Regions from separate parts of the Homo sapiens genome. Here all the other regions are linked to region 1. Evidence: read pairs that join two places in POLR2A ChIA-PET (ENCODE). Cell type or tissue: HepG2. All regions are shown on one strand. Region 1 has its middle 37 kb from the start of LINC00517. Region 2 overlaps TTC6 (tetratricopeptide repeat domain 6). Region 3 overlaps TTC6 (tetratricopeptide repeat domain 6). Region 4 overlaps TTC6 (tetratricopeptide repeat domain 6).

Evidence for each region. ChIA-PET counts read pairs that join two places held together with the same protein. Peaks named below come from ENCODE experiments on the same cell type or tissue, not always from the same donor. Only the 100,000 strongest peaks of a DNase experiment are listed, where the experiment ranks them.
Region 2: POLR2A ChIA-PET joins it to region 1 with 17 read pairs; 4 of 35 experiments call an interaction of 5 or more read pairs at or near these places.
Region 3: POLR2A ChIA-PET joins it to region 1 with 80 read pairs; 6 of 35 experiments call an interaction of 5 or more read pairs at or near these places.
Region 4: POLR2A ChIA-PET joins it to region 1 with 10 read pairs; 4 of 35 experiments call an interaction of 5 or more read pairs at or near these places.

What each region holds. Positions count from the first base shown.
Region 1 is chr14:37,862,714-37,867,713 of GRCh38, forward strand. No RefSeq gene overlaps it. Among named protein-coding and RNA genes, the nearest start is that of LINC00517, 37 kb to the right of the region's middle. In HepG2, a CTCF peak has its summit at 2,446; DNase peaks (open chromatin) are centred at 1,692, 2,508 and 3,622; H3K4me3 peaks cover 1,608 bases.
Region 2 is chr14:37,695,637-37,700,636 of GRCh38, forward strand. TTC6 (tetratricopeptide repeat domain 6) reads left to right here. Exons shown (of 33, transcript NM_001310135.5): 6 at 1,081-1,199. Among named protein-coding and RNA genes, the nearest start is that of TTC6, 100 kb to the left of the region's middle. In HepG2, no CTCF peak of the experiment used is centred here; DNase peaks (open chromatin) are centred at 2,035, 3,555 and 3,815.
Region 3 is chr14:37,709,601-37,714,600 of GRCh38, forward strand. All of the region lies in intron 7 of TTC6 (tetratricopeptide repeat domain 6), which reads left to right. Among named protein-coding and RNA genes, the nearest start is that of TTC6, 120 kb to the left of the region's middle. In HepG2, a CTCF peak has its summit at 19 (motif pointing right); DNase peaks (open chromatin) are centred at 11, 2,591 and 3,528.
Region 4 is chr14:37,720,178-37,725,177 of GRCh38, forward strand. It overlaps TTC6 (tetratricopeptide repeat domain 6), which reads left to right. Exons shown (of 33, transcript NM_001310135.5): 9 at 4,721-4,825. Among named protein-coding and RNA genes, the nearest start is that of TTC6, 130 kb to the left of the region's middle. In HepG2, no CTCF peak of the experiment used is centred here; a DNase peak (open chromatin) is centred at 1,994.

The DNA of each region.
Region 1 (5,000 bases):
TCATGATTTCCATTACTTTATGATCTGAAAATCAGATTCCTTGATCTGGCACCCTTGGCCCTCCGTTTCCTGACTATCCCACTTTCTGACCACATTTTCCACTATTTCCTATACATCATTGCCCAGGCACATGGAACCATCTACTTTCTTTAAAATGTAGGTCCAATGTTTTTTTCCTCCTCAATATCATCACTCACACTGTTTCTCCTTGAGAATGCCTTCTGCACCATCTTTGCGTGTACTACTTTTTTTTTTTTTATTATACTTTAAGTTCTAGGGTACATGTGCATATTGTGCAGGTTAGTTACATATGTATACATGTGCCATGCTGGTGCGCTGCACCCACTGACTCGTCATCTAGCATTAGGTATATCTCCCACTGCTATCCCTCCCCCCTCCCCCCACCCCACAACAGTCCCCAGAGTGTGATATTCCCCTTCCTGTGTCCATGTGATCTCATTGTTCAATTCCCACCTATGAGTGAGAATATGCGGTGTTTGGTTTTTTGTTCTTGCAATAGTTTACTGACAATAATGATTTCCAATTTCATCCATGTCCCTACAAAGGACATGAACTCATCATTTTTTATGGCTGCATAGTATTCCATGGTGTATATGTGCCACATTTTCTTAATCCAGTCTATCATTGTTGGACATTTGGGTTGGTTCCAAGTCTTTGCTATTGTGAATAATGCCGCAATAAACATACATGTGCATGTGTCTTTATAGCAGCATGATTTATAGTCCTTTGGGTATATACCCAGTAATGGGATGACTGGGTCAAATGGTATTTCCAGTTCTAGATCCCTGAGGAATCGCCACACTGACTTCCACAATGGTTGAACTAGTTTACAGTCCCACCAACAGTGTAAAAGTGTTCCTATTTCTCCACATCCTCTCCAGCACCTGTTGTTTCCTGACTTTTTAATGATTGCCATTCTAACTGGTGTGAGATGGTATCTCATTGTGGTTTTGATTTGCATTTCTCTGATGGCCAGTGATGATGAGCATTTTTTCATGTGTTTTTTGGCTGCATAAATGTCTTCTTTTGAGAAGTGTCTGTTCATGTCCTTCGCCCACTTTTTGATGGAATCCTGAGCTCCTACCCAAAATCTTTTTAATTCCACAATTTGGAGATCATCTCTCTTCCTCACCAAGAACCAAATGCAGGTTTGATCTTTAACTATATGATGAAACTTTTTTTAACCTGTATTATAGATCCGTCTATTAATACTTATTGTTAGTGATTACGGTAAGCTTTTTAGTGGAAGGACCTGTGTTTATTTTTGTTTTGCAAAGCATTTAACCCAGTGCTTTGGAGTATAAATATTTGTTGAGTGAGTGAATGAATGAAATGCCTGACTACAACCCTAGCCACCAAATCTTTGAGTTCATCTACTAATGCTTGTTCCCTGGGCTATACAAGACAGAGGTAAAGGCTGGTGGTCCTGTTTACAATATAGGCATTTACTTTTGGTTCTTGCCTTCATCGTGGCTGTGAGGCTTTAGAGTCTCACAGTAAGCTCAGGGGGGTCGCTGGGTACCATGTCAGTGGGCTTCATGAACAAACCCTGGCTGCCGTTATGTCAGCAGCTGCCATCTGTTCCTCTCAAGCTCTGCCTTCCTTTGGTGACTTCTGTGTTGCTGATTAAAGCCACTTGGGGGACCTCACTAATGCTCACCCCTCCTATGGGTCTCCTCTACTGATCTCATCATGGGGCTGACTCCACAGGTAAGCAGTACTTGGTACTTGTTCCTAGGAAGTCAGGGAAGAGGGGAAAGAGGCGCCGGATTGCCGCTTTTCACCTCATCAACTATGGGATCCTGCCTTTTGGCTGCTTTCATTGATCCTTTTATTCTCTATGGATTTTTGTTATGAGATCTTTGTGTTCACAATGAGGAGTCCTAAAAATAAAAAAGATGTCGATGTCATCCATTTAAGTAATCTGTACAGCATTTTAGAAGCAACCAAAATATTCTGTGACAAGCGTTTTCATTAAAATACATCCAATGTGAGAGGCTTACTATAAACTATGCAAAGTATTGTGGTCTTCTAACGGGTGCAAACATGGCATCCTCATAATCACTCTCTTTTGCAGTTTGAGCCTATTGTTTTTTGTCCTTCCTGCACTGAATAGGAGCCACCTTTGTCACCTCTGGAAACTTTGGCTTTAGGGCAGCCCCAAGACTGATTGAGGTGAATATGGTTGTCCCTCCAGTATCTGGATTGAGCAAGTGAAATATCTCTCTGGGGGCGGAGGAGTGCCTGCCTGCAGGGACAGGGTAGGACGGGGGACAGGGGAAGGGTATCCACGTCTGCAGCCAGGCCAGCACAACAAGGCCTTGTTTCTCCTCCACTGCAAAAAGACTGGATGCTTCACTGTTTTGTACTTCATTTCCTTTGAGCTGCTGCCCTCTCTCCTCCTCTGCCAAGTGCATGAGTTTGGCAGGGAGGTTGGCAAGCATTTCACAAGACGGTAAAGGTTAAGGTACAGTGGAGGTTGTTTAGTGCAGAATTGTAAATATTTGTTAAAAGGTTTGTGGAGCTGCTTCTTTTGATACCTCTAATCCACCGAGACAGAAATAACTTCAAAGCCATGCCTAGTCTGACTTGGTCCTCAACCAAAGGAAAAAATCAGCTACTGCTAAAATATGTTTTCACTCACAGCCAGGCAGCCTGCCTTAGCAGGCGTCCTGAAGGATGAATCATAGTTTAATTGTCTTTGGGCACTTGCACATCTGCTTAGGATCGTCAACAGGGCAGGAGCTGAGCTGCATGAATAAATGTGAAGAAGCCTTTAGTTTACACGGTTCCATGCTGTCAACAGCAGAACGAGAAGTCCGTTCAGAAGGATGGGCTGAGCCAGCTCGCCTGCCCACACAGAAGGAAGGCTTCCCAGTGTGCTACTTGGAATGTAGGGAGAACAGCATTTCTCTACAATTTGGGGCTTCTCCAGGGATTTCAGAGTAAGGATTTCCAAATCATCTCATGAGACCTGAGTATCTGAGTTCTTAGGTGGAAAACAGGAGAGGGAATTGGAAGTTATTGCACAATTGCAGGTGGGTTTTAAGAATTTTGGTAGTTTTAAAAATTACTACAAACTTCTGTGGACAATTACTGTTGAATCCAATTCCTTTATTTTCTTCCATTTCCAAAGTATACTCTTATTTTTATCTCATAGGATTTCATTTGTTCCCCAAAGCAATAAAGAACAGACAAGAGTGAGTAGTATTCTGGGTGTCATCTATAGGGAGAAAATTGGTTACATAAACTTGATTTAACAGTTGAAGAGGCTTTAGAACTTTGCAAGGCCTCTGGACTGAGGTTGGCTTATTTCTCAGTCAATGCTTCGTGGCTTTGAGGTTGAGATTTGAGGCCTGACCACAGTCTTCCTACTACTCTTAACTAGAAGTTTGTAGTATGCATTTTCATGCAAGCAAGAGCTGACTCTACTGCATAAAGTGAAAATTGTTGGTTACATCCAAACCCTTGGATCATTTTTCTGATAGATAATGGGCCTTACCTGCTCACTGCAAGAATTCCTACAGCAGTGGGTCACGGCTTGCCACATTTTAGAATCAGAGAGCAGTAAAGAGGCAGGAATGCCTTTGCCTGCCACCAGAACTTCCAATTCTATTGGTCTGGGATGGCTCACAGGCAGGAAATAATGTTTAATGCTCCCACGTGATTCTATTGTAAAGCTAGGGTTGAGGATCTGTGTTCTGTGTTAGGTGACTGCCCAGAGCAGAGAGATAAAACAACGCCCCATCCTCTCCATATTTTCTGATTTGTTTCCTATTTTGGCAAAGAGTGAAGATGGCAGAGGAGAGAAAATATTGTCATGATCTGTGGCCTGAGAGTTCATTTTTTTCCCCAAACAATAATTTTGGGGAAAAAAATTTCCCCCAAAAATAATTTTGTGTGCCTGTTCCTAGCCCTATGAAGATAACAAAAAAATACAAAAATTAATAAGGAAGCAGTGTTTGCTGAGTGAAATAAGTCGGGGCATTTAGAGACCTGGGTTAAGAATCTTGACTCTTAAACTCTCAAACTTTGTGATATAGGGCCAGGAATTTGACTTTTCTTCAACCTTGGTTTATTCCTCTTATAAAAAGTGAATAATGATGTATATCTCGTAGTGTTATTATGAGAGTTAAAATGATGATAAATATAACATCTAGCACCTATGCACTCAATAACAACTATTCTAATATGGTTGAGTTGGCAACAAAAACTGTTACTGAGAATCCATGAAATTTTATTAAGAAGTGAATTTTATGGTTCAGTAATAATTTCCAAAATAATTCATTCAGTAATTTATTTACAAAATCTTTATTGAGTCAGTATTATGTACTAGCAAATGTGCTGGGGATATGGGACCAGGCACAGTCTCTAGACTGATGGGGCTTACAGTCTAGTGGGTAAGTTAGAATAGAGAAGAAGGAAAGGGAAATAATGGTGTCAAGACTTTTACCTGAAAAGGTTGAATTCTTTTCTATTTGACTAAGAAACGCATCTACTGAGAACACCTATTTTGTAGGCAAGCTGAACGGTTAGATACCCAAGTTATGTTATTACTGTGTAACTAACCATCCCAAAACTTAGTGGCTTATAACAAACATTTTGCATTATCTCTCATGGTTCTAGGGGTTGATGGGGACTCACTCAGCTGGGCTGTCCTCAGGATTTCTCACACACTTGCAGGCAAGTGGTGGCTGGGGCTAGAGTCATTGGAAGTCTCTGCTGGGTTCACTGACATGGCTTGCATGTGCTGCTTGCTGCTGGCTGGGAGCATGGGTGGGGCTGTCAACCAAGATGCCCGCATGAATCTTGGGCTTCTCACAACACAATGAGTGTTCCAAGAATGGGCGCATTCAGAGAGACCTAGGTGGAAGCATCATGGATTATTATGACCTTCAGCTTTGGAAACCACAGCATCTCACTTCTATCACTTAACACATTAACAGATGGCCCCAGATTGAAGGGGTAAGGGATACCCA
Region 2 (5,000 bases), 170 kb before region 1:
GCCACTGCACCCGGCCAGTCAGTAATAATTTAACTGTATATTTAAAAATAACTGAAAGAGTATAATTGGATTGTTTGTAACACAAAGGAAAAATGCTCAAGGGAATGGATACTCCATTTTCCATGATGTAATTATTATGCATTACATGCCTGTATGAAAACACTTCATGTACCCCATGAATATATATACCTTCTATGTACCCACAAAAATTAAGAATTAAAAAAAGATTTGATTAGTCAGATCTCAGATGAAATTTAATTAGGATAGCCTTAGGATCCACAAAGTAAGTGCATAGATATGGGATGACGAGATTTAGTAGCAAATGTGAAAAACTTCAGTGTTTTTCCTGGAAATACCATACAGGAAATTCAGATTACCAAGATGGTTAGGTGGAATGCTCTGTATTCATTGAACTTTCTTTATTCTTCATTACTTCATCACCCAAGAAGTTGCAATAGCTCCTTCTTTACTACTGTATCAAACCTAAACCCTACCTAACATAAAAAAATTAACTTCCTTTTATCTGGCTACCTTCTACTTATTCAACCATAGCTTTTCCCAAGGAGGGCCTCCCTGATTTCTTCCTTAAATCTAATCTCAAAAAAATATAGAGAAACCCACAGAGAAAATATCTTTACATGAGTGATTACCATGAATTCTGCATAAGTTTATTCTGATAAACTGATCAAAACAAAAATATAAAGCACTAAAGTTTTTTTTAGCTTGTGGTTGTAACCAGCAGTCATGCCAAACTTTAAGGAAATAAGGGCAAGTTTTATTACAAATACCAATAAAGAAGAGTGCACTTATGGAGGGAAAATATATTTATTCTTCAATAATTTTAAGGTAATAAAAATGTTGTAAATAAACATGATACTAATATTTTTATTGTTATATAGGTATATATGTAAAATTTAGGAATGGATTTAGAGGAAACTATCAATTTACTTTTAGCATTCTGTTATAACATATACATAGAAATCTGGAGTTTAAATATTAGGTGACTCGCTAAATATGAGAGAAAGATCTAACTCTCATGTTACATCTTCTCTTAACAGCACACTTTATATTTTCTTAAAGGCAAAATCACCAGAATTCTTGCAAATCGAAGGAAAAGAAATTAAGCGAATGCGGAAACGTAAATCACTGAGACCAAGAAAGTCTTCAAAACCTCTTTGTGATAAAAAACTACATAAAAAGTAATTTTCTTAAATTTATAATTTTTCTATTGGGAGAGGAGTTATTCAGTAGCATAGAGACATGAAAATACATTTTTAAAAAAGAAAACTAAATGTTTTAGAAATTCATATATGAGACCTAAGTTAAACCTTCTCACAGGAAAAGTTGGTGGCAGATTTTACAGTTAGTGCTATACTTTATGCTTTTTTCTTTTTCTGTTTTTGACAAATGTACTTACTTTCATGATGTAACAATAGCTGGAAAAAATAACTGTTTGTGAGACTGAAGAAAATTAAATGTTAGCATGTTAGATTTGATATTTTTGGTCATTGTAATGCCTGATTTGGATCAATTGCTTATTATATTGGTTAATTTTTTTATGATAAAATAAAAAACAAGCCAACACAAAATGTGCATAAGCCATCTGCTTGGTAATTTAGATGGCATTATTTTTCTCTACCATTAATATCATGCTTCATCCTCACATCCATAATTTTAATGGAGTTTCTCGTTACACAGGAATACAACCACAATTTTAAATAATAGTGTGGAAATGCAATTTAGATTATGATTTACATTTTGCTAGTCACCTTGTTGAAACTCTGATTTTCTCCTTATTTCACCACTAAGTTTTTATGGGTTAGTTTCTTCTAGATTCTTCTTCATTTAACTCTTAATGGGGGTTTGAAGAAGCTTTAATTATTAGCTTTTGTTGTTGCTTAGGGAACTAACTGAAAGGTATGCTGGACATGGAAGACAGCCTTTTTATGGCCAGCTCAAACTTTGTAAATGGATATTACTCACAATTTAGTAGCTGAGAATAGACTCATGGGAAAAGAATTCCAAAGTTTATGAAACAGTCAAATTGGCATTTAAGTGACCCTGTACATACCATTGCTTATCTGCATTGCTTTAAGCTCATTTAGTTAGCAAGATTATGTATTAAAACAAATAGTCACAGCAGACAACAAGTATTTTACCTTCAATAAATAGTTACTGTCAGATTATCAATGAAGCAGAAACTTCTTGATTTTTTTTTCTAAAAAACCTTGCATTTAGTGCATTAAGCAGAGTAGTATGGCCACACACAGAGTCAGAGTCTTTTCTTTTTTATGTCTTAGTGTTTCAAAGAATGACAAATAGTCCTGTTTAAGAAGAGTGTGCTATAAAAACACACAGCCTTTCCTGAGCATGCCAAAAATATTTGTAGATCTTGTTGATATATATATATTACTGCTTTAATTCATTAAAACAAAAATTAGAAATTTTCATTAGTGAGAAATAGAATGAGATGCAGAGGAATAAAAGTCTGATTTTTTAAAAATTATATAATAAAAGAGAATCTTAGGAAAATGTTTCTGAAAGTCTTTTATTTACTGTTCCTTTTTCTTTAATCAATTTTCAACCTAAATTTTCTCACTAGCCCTCAAATTAAATTGTATTCTTGGGAATTCAAACATCTATTGCAGCATATTGTTATTTAGGTAAATAACCAAGGGAAATTTATTTGCTTAATGTTAGTAGACTATAATGGGTGCATGGGAATTCAGATTGGTTGTGATGCTTTTTAAAGAAAATATAAAAATCAGTAATGTAATCTCAAACACATTCCACTAGCCAGGACCTGTCTCAGGTAGAATGATGGTGTAGGTGAGCTTGACATCAGAGCACACCTTTTTTTTCCCCTCTATTTTAAAAGCCCTTTGTTAGGAGCCCAGAGTACCTGGGAGTCCTGGCTTTCTGGACACCCCCTTTCACTCCTCCAGTTAGGCCTGTTTGTCTCAGGCATTTCTAAATGTTTAGACTTACCTCTCTTTTCCTCTTTCACATGAACACATTTCATATCCTATTTTTGTTAGGCCCTATGCTCTTTTGGAAATGCCATAGACCACTCTCTATTAATGATTCAATAGTGTCCATATGGGGCCTGGCAATGGGTCAGGTGCTGTGTAGTACAAAATAATAGTAACAACCTTAAAAATAAACCATTTCTTGAGATATTTCTGCAGGCTGGGAATTACACATCTTCTATTTTTATCAGTTCTTATAAAGGCAAGGGTTAGGGATTTTTATCCTCATTTATCAGAAGACTTTTAAAGAAGTCAGTAATACAGTTGGCAAGTGTTAGAACCAAGATCCTGATCCAGGCCCAGCCAACTCCAAAGTCTATATTCTTTACACCATGCTAATCTCTGAATCAGTGCCAGCCATATTGAGTGGTCAGTGGACAGACCAGCATTAACCCTCTAGATAAAGGTTAAAATGGGTGACACAAGAGTAGAGCAACTTACAAAAAGAGACAGTTTGTAAAAAAGAAAAAAAGATAAACTTGGCAGAGAAGTCTGTCCTTGAGGTCTTGTTTGAAGAATATTTAGACATGGACAAAAGAGTAGACAGCACTGTATCCATAACTGAAGGGACTGACAGATGTAGCCCTATGATTTGTCCTGGAAACTGATGAGAATAGCTAACTTCTGCCATGTGAGAGACACTGTTCTAAATGCATTCACTCTTCTTTCTTAAAGCAACTGTATCCAGGACAAAGTATAAAGAAATTAATTGACTTGCTTATGACCAAGTGAGAATTGTAAACAGTGTTTGAACCCAGGCAGTCTGACTCCAGAGTCTGTACTCTTAATCACTATGCTAGAAGTAAGTCCAAAGTCTAGGAGCCTTGAAACATAGAGAAAGGAAGTTAGCCAAATGCAGTAAGCAACAACCAATCAATTTGCTGGGTAAGGGAGCACTTAAAGGAGATCAATCTGGTAGAATTTTGCAGAGGGGAATAGACAGAGGCTGCCGTGCTCAACCCAACTGGTGAACGACTGCCTGCGCAGGCTGAGGTGATGAAGGGTATGCTGGCAGTGAGGATGGAGAAGGAACACACCTGAGCAACCCTGTGCGGGGGAGAAACTCAGTTTTGCATTGGATGTGCAGGTGAAAGAGAGAGGGGTCAAAGATGTTTTCTATCTTCAAAAGGAGGAATCTAGTTGAGGTAGTGATATTAGAGGTAAGATTTGGGAGCTCTCAGCACAGAGGTAATAGCTGAAACACTAAAGATGATTTTTCCAATGTACAAAGAGAAGTTCAAACCTCAGAAGCCACACCCAGTTTGGAAACTGGAGAAGGAAAACCAATGGCTAAGTCATATTATGATGAATTTGAGAGGTAGATGGAAATCTGGGATATTGCAGCTTTAAAGGCCCATGAAGGAAGAGCAATTTCAACAAGTTATTCATATTCTCAGCTGTGTTTTGGGGGTCAGAAGAGAACATGACCTAAAGATCTAAAGCTGATTGGATTGGATTTGATTTGATGAAAAGAAGGTCATTTGGTTGTATAAGCTTTAGTAGGAAGGTAGGGATGGAGTACTTCTGGAGAAGGGCCACTTCCACCCAGAAGTCACTAATAGGCAAGAAATGTGGCCAATAGCCAGTAATGTTGTGTTTGGATGCCAGGGCTTACCCACTAATTTTGTGACCTACCCAAAATAAGGATAATTATACCTCCAATACAGCTTCGTTGTGGGAATTAGAGAAAATGTGTGTAGAGGACCTAGCACAGAATCTGGCATATAGTAGGTGCTCAATAATTATTTGTTGATTGGATTACAGGTGGCACTGGGGATTAAGAAAGGAGATTTTTGGCTAGGCGCAGTGGCTCACGCCTGTAATCCCAGCACTTTGGGAGGCCAAGGCAGGCAGATTACTTGAGGTCAGGAGTCTGAGACCAGCCTTGCCAACATTGGGAAACCCCATCTCTACTAAAACCACAAACATTAGCTGGGCGTGGTGGTACGGGCCTGTAGTCCCAGCTACTCA
Region 3 (5,000 bases), 150 kb before region 1:
CAGTATCATTCCACCAGATGTCACTGTTTGCATGTAGCAATGAAGTTACGATGATTACAAATACAATTTTCCCCTTCCCAATCATGTTTTGTAAAAAAAAAAAAAAAAAAAAAAATTATATAGTTATACACTTACTCTTCTATAGACTGATTTTATCAAGACTGTATTTTCTGATCTTTTTAAAACATACATAATATTCATATGCCTCTGCTGCAGATTTCAAAGAAAAAAATTATAAAGGACTAAAGAAAGCTATTTGTAGATTAATATTTTCAAGAAGATGAAAACCTAAAGCTTTTTCCAGACCTTGGCATCTGCTTTTTAAACAACATTCTCTGTAAGTTAATGTTTTTCAAATTGTGGATTGCGACCCAGTGAGTGGGTTGTGAAATCAGTTTAGCGATTTGCTATGAGCACTTTAAAAAATGGTATCTAGAATAGAACCATTGCATGTGAGATTGACTTTGATGAAACTTTTGTATGTGAGCACTCTTCAAATTTCCCTGTATACATCTTCTATGGGTTACCTAAGAGTGACTGTGAGCAACATCCTGTGAAGCCTCTCTCAGGCTTTTGTATACCAAAGAGCAAGATAAATTTGTTAAGGAAGAGATAGTGAAGCTGTGATGGAGAACCTCTCTGTTGGGGTCATACCAAGGTAGGGGAAGATTGTTGGAGGGAGATCCCTTCTCCATGCTTCACAAGATGTAGCTCACAGTCACCTTTATGTAACTCATAGAAGATGTGTGCAGAGATTTTTTCAGAGTACTCACAGCTTAGAACAAATGTTTTCCAAACTTCTTTAACAGCATCATACAATCACAAATATATTTCTCTCTCTGGCCTCATGGGAGACCAATATTGACCCAAAAGGAGGTTCAACTTTCACTCTGAGAGAGGTGGGCTTGTTTCCTTCATTCAACTCCCTCAATGATCATAAACAATAATGGTTGTAATATCAATCACTTTCTTAGCATATTCTGTGTACAAGCCTCTTCACATACATGATTTCTAAGACATTTGACTCTGAAAAACTCAATCACTGTTGCCATTTGTAAATGAGGAAACAGACTGAAGAGGAAACATAGCACAGTGAGGGGCCCAAATTCTGTTTTTTAACCTCATTCCAAAGGCTCACTCTTTCCACTATATCAGTGATTTTTAGTCTTCCTTGAGGATAAGAGTCATCTGGGTTGTTTCATAAGTGTATCAATTCCCAGGATCTATCGCAAACCTACTGAATTAGAATCTTCAGAGAAGGGGTCTGGGAAGGTGTAGATTTGATTTCATCCCAGGATATTCTTATGATTAGGCTGTTTTAGGAAAGATTGAGTACCTTAGTGGTTTTCCATCTTCAGAGTGCACAGAATCACCTTCAGGGCTGGCTATAACACAGATAGCTAGGCCTCAGCTCCTGAGTTTCTGACTCATTAGGTCTGTGTTGGGGCTCAATAACTTACATTCCTAACAAGTTGTTATATGATACTAATGATGCTCGATAGGGAATACACTTTGAGAACTACCCAGCATCTCCTGCCTTACCAATGATTCTGCTTCCCAGGGCAGAGTCTGGGGCTGGCTTTGGCTGTGAGACTTTTCTTACTCAGCCAAAATTCAACAATATTTATTTAGTACCTACTCCATTCAAATTTTTGGGAGACAGAAAATGAGTAAGTCTCACTTTTTCTCCCAAACAAGCCTATGCTCTACTGTGAAAAAGGCATACGGAATAGAATGCAGTATATTGTGTAATGAAAGAGCAGATCAAATGCAACAGGGAAACCAGGGAGTCAGACATGAATCTGGGCTGGGTAGAGGAGGATTTGTAAAGGTCTCGTGGAGGAATTGAGATCTGAAGGTCTTGCTCTCATCATTCTCCATTTCCATAGCCACTCATTACTATAATGGCCTGTTGATTTTGCCTGTTTCCCCTATTGCTCCTGGAGTAATCCCAGCACATAAGGCATTTTTTTTGCATTGCAAATGTAGCTTGGGTGGAAGGTTGGGGGAAGGAAGCAGAGTTGGCAAAGCAGATGGTGCCCAGACTGTGAAAGACCCTTACTGCCAGGGTCAGGAGCTTGGGTTGTATATACTGTGTGTGTAGTCAGTGAGATGTTTGCAGAGGGGGTGACTGATAACAACAGTTGCAGGGATATGTGGCTTGGATTGAAGGAGGGAGGGTCTGGAGGTAAGGGACCAGCAAAGATGATATCACAGGACTCAGTTGAGAGAAGATACAGTGAACAGGAGAGACATCATGGAGGGAGAATGAACAGAAATAGTCATTACTGTTGGGAGTGAGGAAGAGATTGGTGATGAAGAGATTTTCAGTCTGAACCACTGAGATAGTGGTGTTTTTCAAAGAGAACTCTAGAAAGGGTTCGTTCTTTTCTCTGGACAAAAAGAAGGAAGCAGGGAAAATCCGGATAAAAATTTCCAGGTAAGTGCTTCATCTTTGTCATACAGGAGCATAAAGGCTAACCTTAGGTATGCCTTTCCACCAAGGCCCCCATTCATGTCTACCAGAGCTATGCACTTTAGAATGTCCGATGACCTTCACTTTCTTCCAACCAATCCATATTTCTGTTTATTTAGCGTGTTTTTGGAATGTGAAAGAGCAAAAGACAATAAGTTGTAAATGACTTTTACTATCCTGTTTCTGGCATAGAGCCAGAGAAAAGTAGAGCAGTGCTTCTAGATAACTTCTTAGTCACTGCTCTCCTCATCACCATCTCCCTCTCCTCCCAACCTATCTTAGAAATACTTATTGATCCTGATGTCTGTATTCACTTGGCTCATTTTCTTAGTCCCTAGACCTTCCCCTGTTCTTTTGTTTTCCTGGATACACTGGAATTCAGCTTCGGAAAACAGAAACATCTTGTATTTGTCTGTTCATATGCTGCTAATCAAGACAGACCCAAGACTGGGTAATTTATAAAAGAAGGAGGCTTAATTGACTCACAGTTCTGCAGGGCTGATGAGGCCTCAGGAAACTTACAATCATGGTGGAAGGAGAAGCAAACATGTCCTTCTTCACATGGTGGCAGCAAGGAGAAATGATGGACAAAAGGGGGAAAAGCCCCTTATGAAACCATCAGCTCTTGTGATAAATCACTCACATCACGAGAACAGCACTATGGGGTAACCACTCCCGTAATTCAATTACCTCCCACCGGGTCCCTCCCACAACACATGGGCATTATGGGAACTACAATTCAAGATGAGATTTGGGTGGGGACACAGCCAAACTGTATCACAGCTTTAGCTATTTTAAGCAAAAAGGGACTTAGTAATGGGAATTTGGTGTTTTAAAATCAATGAGAGGGTTAGAAAAATGGGGCATTAGGTAGGGAGATCTCCCAGGGATGATTCACAGAGCATGTTTAACTGGCTGCCTAGGGTGCTGCTGTTCCTGACACAGGAAGGCGGCAAATCTGGAAGCCAGCACTGGCAACATACCACCTTAACTGAGATTCAGGGATTAAGTAGCTTTTACTGTCACAGCTTTGGACTCTGGAGCCACACTGTGTCTGTTTGACATGCTCACTGGCAAAAAACAAACCAGTAAAAAACACAACTCACAAAGTCATAACTGGAACACTGCTACAGAAGAACTCAACATTGTCATGACTGTACTTGCCAACAGAAACATTAGAACCTTCTGCCTTCTAATTGCATTTGGTTGGTGGATTCCAAATAATATCTAGAACATTGGCTTCTGGAACCTCCACCCCGAGTTAAAACAACTGTGCCTCAGCCTCCTGAGTAGCTGGGACTACAGGTGTGTGCCACTACACCCAGCTAACTTTTGTATTTTAGTAGAGACGAGGTTTTGCTATGTTGGCTAGGCTGGTCTTGAACTCCTGGCCTCAAGTGATCTGCCTGCCTCAGCCTCCCAAAGTGCTGGGATTACAGGCATGAACCACCATGCCTGGCCAAGAGAGTTTTACCTCTCCATCCTTGGCAGTTCAGGAAAGCACATTAGAAGGAGGATGGAATGGGTGTTAAGTGGCAGTGGTATTCACCTTGCTGGGAGTAGAGTTTTAACCTCTCTTTGAATTCAGGTATTTTAGTAGGTAAGATAGGAAGCTTTTATTCATGACTCTACTCTGACAAAGCCATATCTTCTTCAGCCTGCCTCTGAGTGGGTCTACTTCTTAACAGCAGGTATCATGGGATTTGAGGATTTCAGTATATTATTAAACAACTGAAATCAGTTGGGTTTTTGTATGCTTAGTTTTCACATTTGGTAACTCGTAATGTGTTTCTTCCTATAATAGTATATCAATAAGTTAGAGGGAACAGTAGCTTTAAATGCTTCAATGTGAAATTGATATATCTATATTATGTATGTGGCACATGACTGTGTATATATTCTTAGATATTTTGTCTTTATGTTCATTTTATATTTATTTTACAGTTAAGTGTTATAATACAAAAGTTAATGTATTTTTAAGCCAGTCTGTAGGTCAGTAATTAATGACACATTTACTTTCAAATTTTGATTTATCTCATCTGTTTAGCTTAATCTTTTATTGATAAGTTTTGTTCCATATATATTCTCATGTATATGTAGCTTGTAGCCTAGAAGAAAGACTTGATGCCTACACAGTTTTCTGTTCATCTCAGCAAGAAGGGAGAACCATAATGTGAGAAGGTACTTCTGCTTAGGCTGATGCTTTGCCCCACCCAAGAAATGAAACTTTGTGTGTATGTGTGAGCTTGGAATGGGGAGTAGGTGAGAGATCAGAAGGTAAAGAAGTTTTTTTTTTTTTAACCTCTTTTGCAACTAGACTTTCATAGGGTGAATTTATTATTCCAGTATAATGAAACAAAACCATCATAAATATTACTACTAAAATGTATTAAGAACCAGATATTAGCATTTTTGGATTATTTCTCATTTTGGATTATCTGACTTCTACACAATCTCTGTTTAGTGCAGATGTCAAATGTCCATGTGTTTATTTCAGTGGAGTTATGAAATGAGGGCAAACACC
Region 4 (5,000 bases), 140 kb before region 1:
AACACCAAATGCCAATAAGGAAGTGGAGGAGAAATAGGATCATTGATATATTGTTTTTGGGAAGGTAAAATGGTACAGCCCTCTAGAAAGCAGTTTGGTAATTAGAAAAAAACCCAAAGTATGCATGCAGTTCTGTAAGATAAAGTGTCTGTCCAGGCATGCATACAACCCAGCAATTGCATGCCTGGGCGCTTACCTTACAGAAATGAAAATTTATAATTACATTATAATTTGTACACAAAATTCATCACAGCTTTATTAATAGAAGCCAAACTCTCTGTGGGCTTCTCACAGTGTACCCATTGCCAGAGTAAACTGCAGCCTTGAACCATTGCTCAGCCTCCTTACCCATGAGCTATGAACACTGAAGCAGGTTGCACAGTGAAAAAAAAAAAAAAAAAACTCAAACAGGAAACACTCTGGATAACCTTCAGTGGGTTAAGAAAACTGTGGTACATCCACAGATGGAATACTAATCACCAATAAAAAGGAATTAACTATTCATACATGCGATAACAATGAATCTTAAGAGAATTGGGCTGAAAAATCCAATTCTAAAAGATTACATACTGTGTAATTTCATTATATAACTTCCTCGAAATGACAAAATTATACAAATAAAGAATAGAATAGTGGTTTCCAGGTTTTCAGGATGGGGGTTAGGATGAGTATGACTTTAAAGGACAAGATGGATCACTTGTGATGATGGAAATGTTTTGTAGCTTGACTGTTTCATGTCAACATGTTGTTTATGATATGGTACTATGGTTTTGCCTGATGTTGTCTTTGGGCTAAACTGGATAAAGGGAAGATGGGATATCTTTGTATTATTTCTTAAAACTGCCTGTGAATCTACAATTATCTCAAAATAAAAATCCTAATAAAGAAATTATGGTCAGTGGAACAGAAAAAAAAAAAAGAAAAATAAGAAAAAAAATGTAGCCTCAGTTAAAAAGATAATTGTTACATGATGATTTGTACAATAAAAAAGCTTGTTGCAATTGAAATCTGAAACTGTATTGATGACTTTCATACTTTATTATGTTAAAATCTATTGTTTTATCTTGTACTTTGAATGGCTCTTTTACTCATGGATTATTTCAAATAACATCACACATTGGTTATTTGGAAAATACTCTTCAGTTATTTAACTCTTCAAATGTTGACACATTTCAGTATAATACACAATATCAAAATAGCTTATTTTTAAAATTGTCAGAAAAGTTCTTTAGCATTGGGAACCTTGCAAAATCATGGTAAGGGACACATGTTTTCCAAAATTCTAATTTTTGTTCAAAAGCTCAGTTTTTTTCAGTGTCACAAATACACTCGGGTGTTTTATTTGAAGTGACCAGTTTGCTTCATCCCTTTTCAAGAAAAATCTTGCCATATACCCAACTCTCAATAAACATGGTTTGATGTTTGTTTTCTTAAATGAAAATGGAGGCTAGTTCAGTTCACAACTCAAACAATAGCACACATGCATTTCCTCCAAACCGCCATCATACTTCACCATGGCCACGGATATATTTTGTTTGTATTTCTCATTTAATCACATTAAATATTAAGATGTGTGGAGATTGAATAAAATTAAAATTTTTCCTTCTTTCTGGTGGGCATTTTTAAGGTGCTGCTGTCTTGATTCATGCTTTGGCACTGTGAGTTTCACCATATATATATATATATATATATATATATATGTATATATACACACACACATATATACACATGTATATATGTATATATATATACATATATATATATTTTTTCCCCCTCAGTGCAAATGTTAACATAGTGAAAAAGGCAAATAATCTCCCCCAGGGTCTCAGACTACATTTTGAAAACTGATATTCTGCCTTAGGTTTCATTTAAATGAAATTTACCTTGACCCTGAAACTAATTTGCATGTCTCTTTCCCTTAGTGAACAGAATACTCTGACCTTGGGTCATCAGTATGAACAAGAGTTATTGCATCAGCTCGTAGTATGCATCATGGCCTTAGGAGGTATGCAGGAACTGTTAAACACAAATTAACCCAGGATGCAGAGTTAATCATTCAGTTTGCTATGCAACAGCCATTGTCCTTTCAAGTTCTGGCAGCTACTACCCCTGTTGCTTCTAATATTTTCCTAGGACTCTTCTCAGAAAGTTCTGAGCATTGCTGTGGGAACCAATTTACCATGGTTAGTCTTATTTACTAGTTTAATTTAATAAATTCTCTCCTGAAGGTGCATCTGTACTTTCCCTTGAGAGCAGACCTTCAGGGCTCGAGTGATCCTCCCACTTCAGCCTCCTGAGTAGCTAGGACTACAGGCACATGCCATTACACCTGGCTAATTTTTAAATTTTTTTGTAGGGTCTTACTATGTTGCTCAAGCTGGTCTTGAACTCCTGGCCTCAAATGGTCCTCCAGCCTTGGCCTCCCAAAGTTCTGGGACAGGTGTGAGCCACCACACCCAGCCATGATGTTTCTCTGATTTGATTCGATTATGTGATTTTTGGAGGAAGACCACTGAGTTAAAAAGTGCCATTTTCATCAGGTATCGGGTATATACTATCGACATGATTTATTAATGTTGATGTTAACCTCGATCACCTGGCTAGGTAGTGTTTACCAGGTTTCTTCATTTAAAGTCTGTCTTTTTTTCCCCTTTCCATATTATTCAGAAGAAAGTCACCATACACAGCCACACCTAAGAAGTGGGGGGTTATGCTCCACCTCTTTGAGGGTAGAGTGTCTACAAAAATTTATTAGAACTCTTCTATATAGGAAGTGTGTCTATTCTTCTCATTCATTTATTTACTCAGTCATTTATTTATATCAGTATGATTTGTGAATATTTACGTTATACTTTGAGTTGTAATACAGTACTACATTATTATTATTAGTTTTGATAAAATTATTTGATCTTTGGCCATTGGGAACTCCTTCAGATGGCTTCTATGTCTCTTTTGACACCCTATCATTGTGGGATTTTTTTTAGAACACTTTCTTAATTTTTGGCAGTATTAGATATTCTAGGTTCATCTTGCATATTTCCTGCCCCAGTCCTAGAATCAGCCATTTCAACAAGGAGCCCTGGGTCTCTTTATTGGGGAATATAATTAAAAACTAAGATCCAGGCAGTAGGTGTGTTTGTTTCTACTGGGCATTGTTGCTTCTAGGTCTTGTCAGCTGTCAAAGCAAGGAAATATATGTGTGTACACAAACTTGTATAAATAAATACATGTATCTATACATATTTCTATATGTAAACATCTGTATCTATAGTAAGCTAAATATGAGTTCTTACTGATGCATCCAACTCTAATCTACCTCATGGGTCATTCTAGTTTCCTTCCTTTTTTTCTACTGCACTTCTACTCCAGCAGTGACAAACCAGGCTTCCATAATTCTCCCTCAATTTATTAAATTTTTCAGTGCCAGTGCACGTGCATAGAAGTATCAGAATTGTTAATTCATAATCCTGTGGGATACAACTTTATTACCTACTGTATAATGCTATGTGCACAGTTCCTTTTGCCTTTGGTTTTATGTACACATTTCCAAAGTAACTTTTCCTCCCACCCCCTTGGGTGAGATTGTTTCATACGTTTGTAATACAGTTAGATTGTTTTATGACATTCTGCATTCCATCGTGGGATTCCTCCTGACCTCCTAAATGATTTTAAAAAATTCATATTAAAGGAGAGATCACGCATATTTAGGGTGGTATGGCTGTAGGCATAAATTTACATTACATTAAAATTCACCCCTTGTGCTTCAAAGTTCAATGGGTTTTTAAAAATGTATAATGTCATGTAGCCACAATTCCAGATCATACAGAAGAGTTTCACATCCCTAAAAAAAAATCTCCTAGGCCTGATTAATTTTTATTTGGAAAAGAAATACAGAAACCACACTAGCAAACACCTGAGAATATGTTAGTAAGATTTTGGAAATGTTAACATTTTGTCATACTTGTTTCATGTTTTTTAAAATAAAAATTTAAAAATTATTAAATTAAGGCCTTTTGTACTTCTTAATTCCATTTCTCTTCCTCCCTACCCAGCAGTTACTGGTACAATTATAGTAGTTTTTCCAGTCCATGAGTTTATACTTTACTAGATGTATTCGTGAGCCTAACCAATAAATAATACATTTTTTGTGTTTTCTGGATACATTTATATAAATGACATAGTTTTATATGATTCTTTCTAAAACTTGCTTATTTTCTTCTCAATACCATGCTTCTAAGATCCATCTCTAGATCATAATTTTTGTGTTTTAGTGTGTTTTATAGTGTTTATGAGTATACCACATTTTATTTATGTTACTCTATTAATGGACATTTAGATTTGGTTTAATTTTTTATTTCATATGCTCTGTGAATATCCCATACTCATCTCCCCATGCATGTGTGCAAGAATTTGCCTACACTATATAGCTGGAAGTTAAATTCCAGGAAGATGTGGCACGTACACTTTCTACTCTACTAGATATGGCCAATTGGCCTCCAGCGTGTTCTACAAATTTCCCCAAGTCCTTAGCATCAGTTGGTAATGCAGACTTTTACATTTTTGCTAACCTGATGGCTGTAAAAAAATTCTTATCCATATTTTCAGAAGCTGTGGAACCAAAAATTCTCAGCAACTAAAAATAATTTTGACAGGAGATTGAGTTTTTACTCTCAAGGCCATTTCTTACCATTTCTAATAACCTTTTATGTTATTTTCAAAGATGTATGCTTATCCAGAATTCACGAAGTTGTTTTGGAATACAGCTGCACCTAAATTCTCTGTTCCAGAATCTGTCATGAAGGAAACTCTATATCCAAAATATGAGGTAACATACCGAATGGGTTTTCTCTATTATTGTTGTTGTTATTATTTAATAAATAAATTGTATAATTGGCTATGACATTCAATTTTACTGGCCATTTATGTAAATTACCAGTTATTGCCATAATTAGGATTAATTGGATGTCACTACAGAAGTTATTTATATATGTAAATAATTG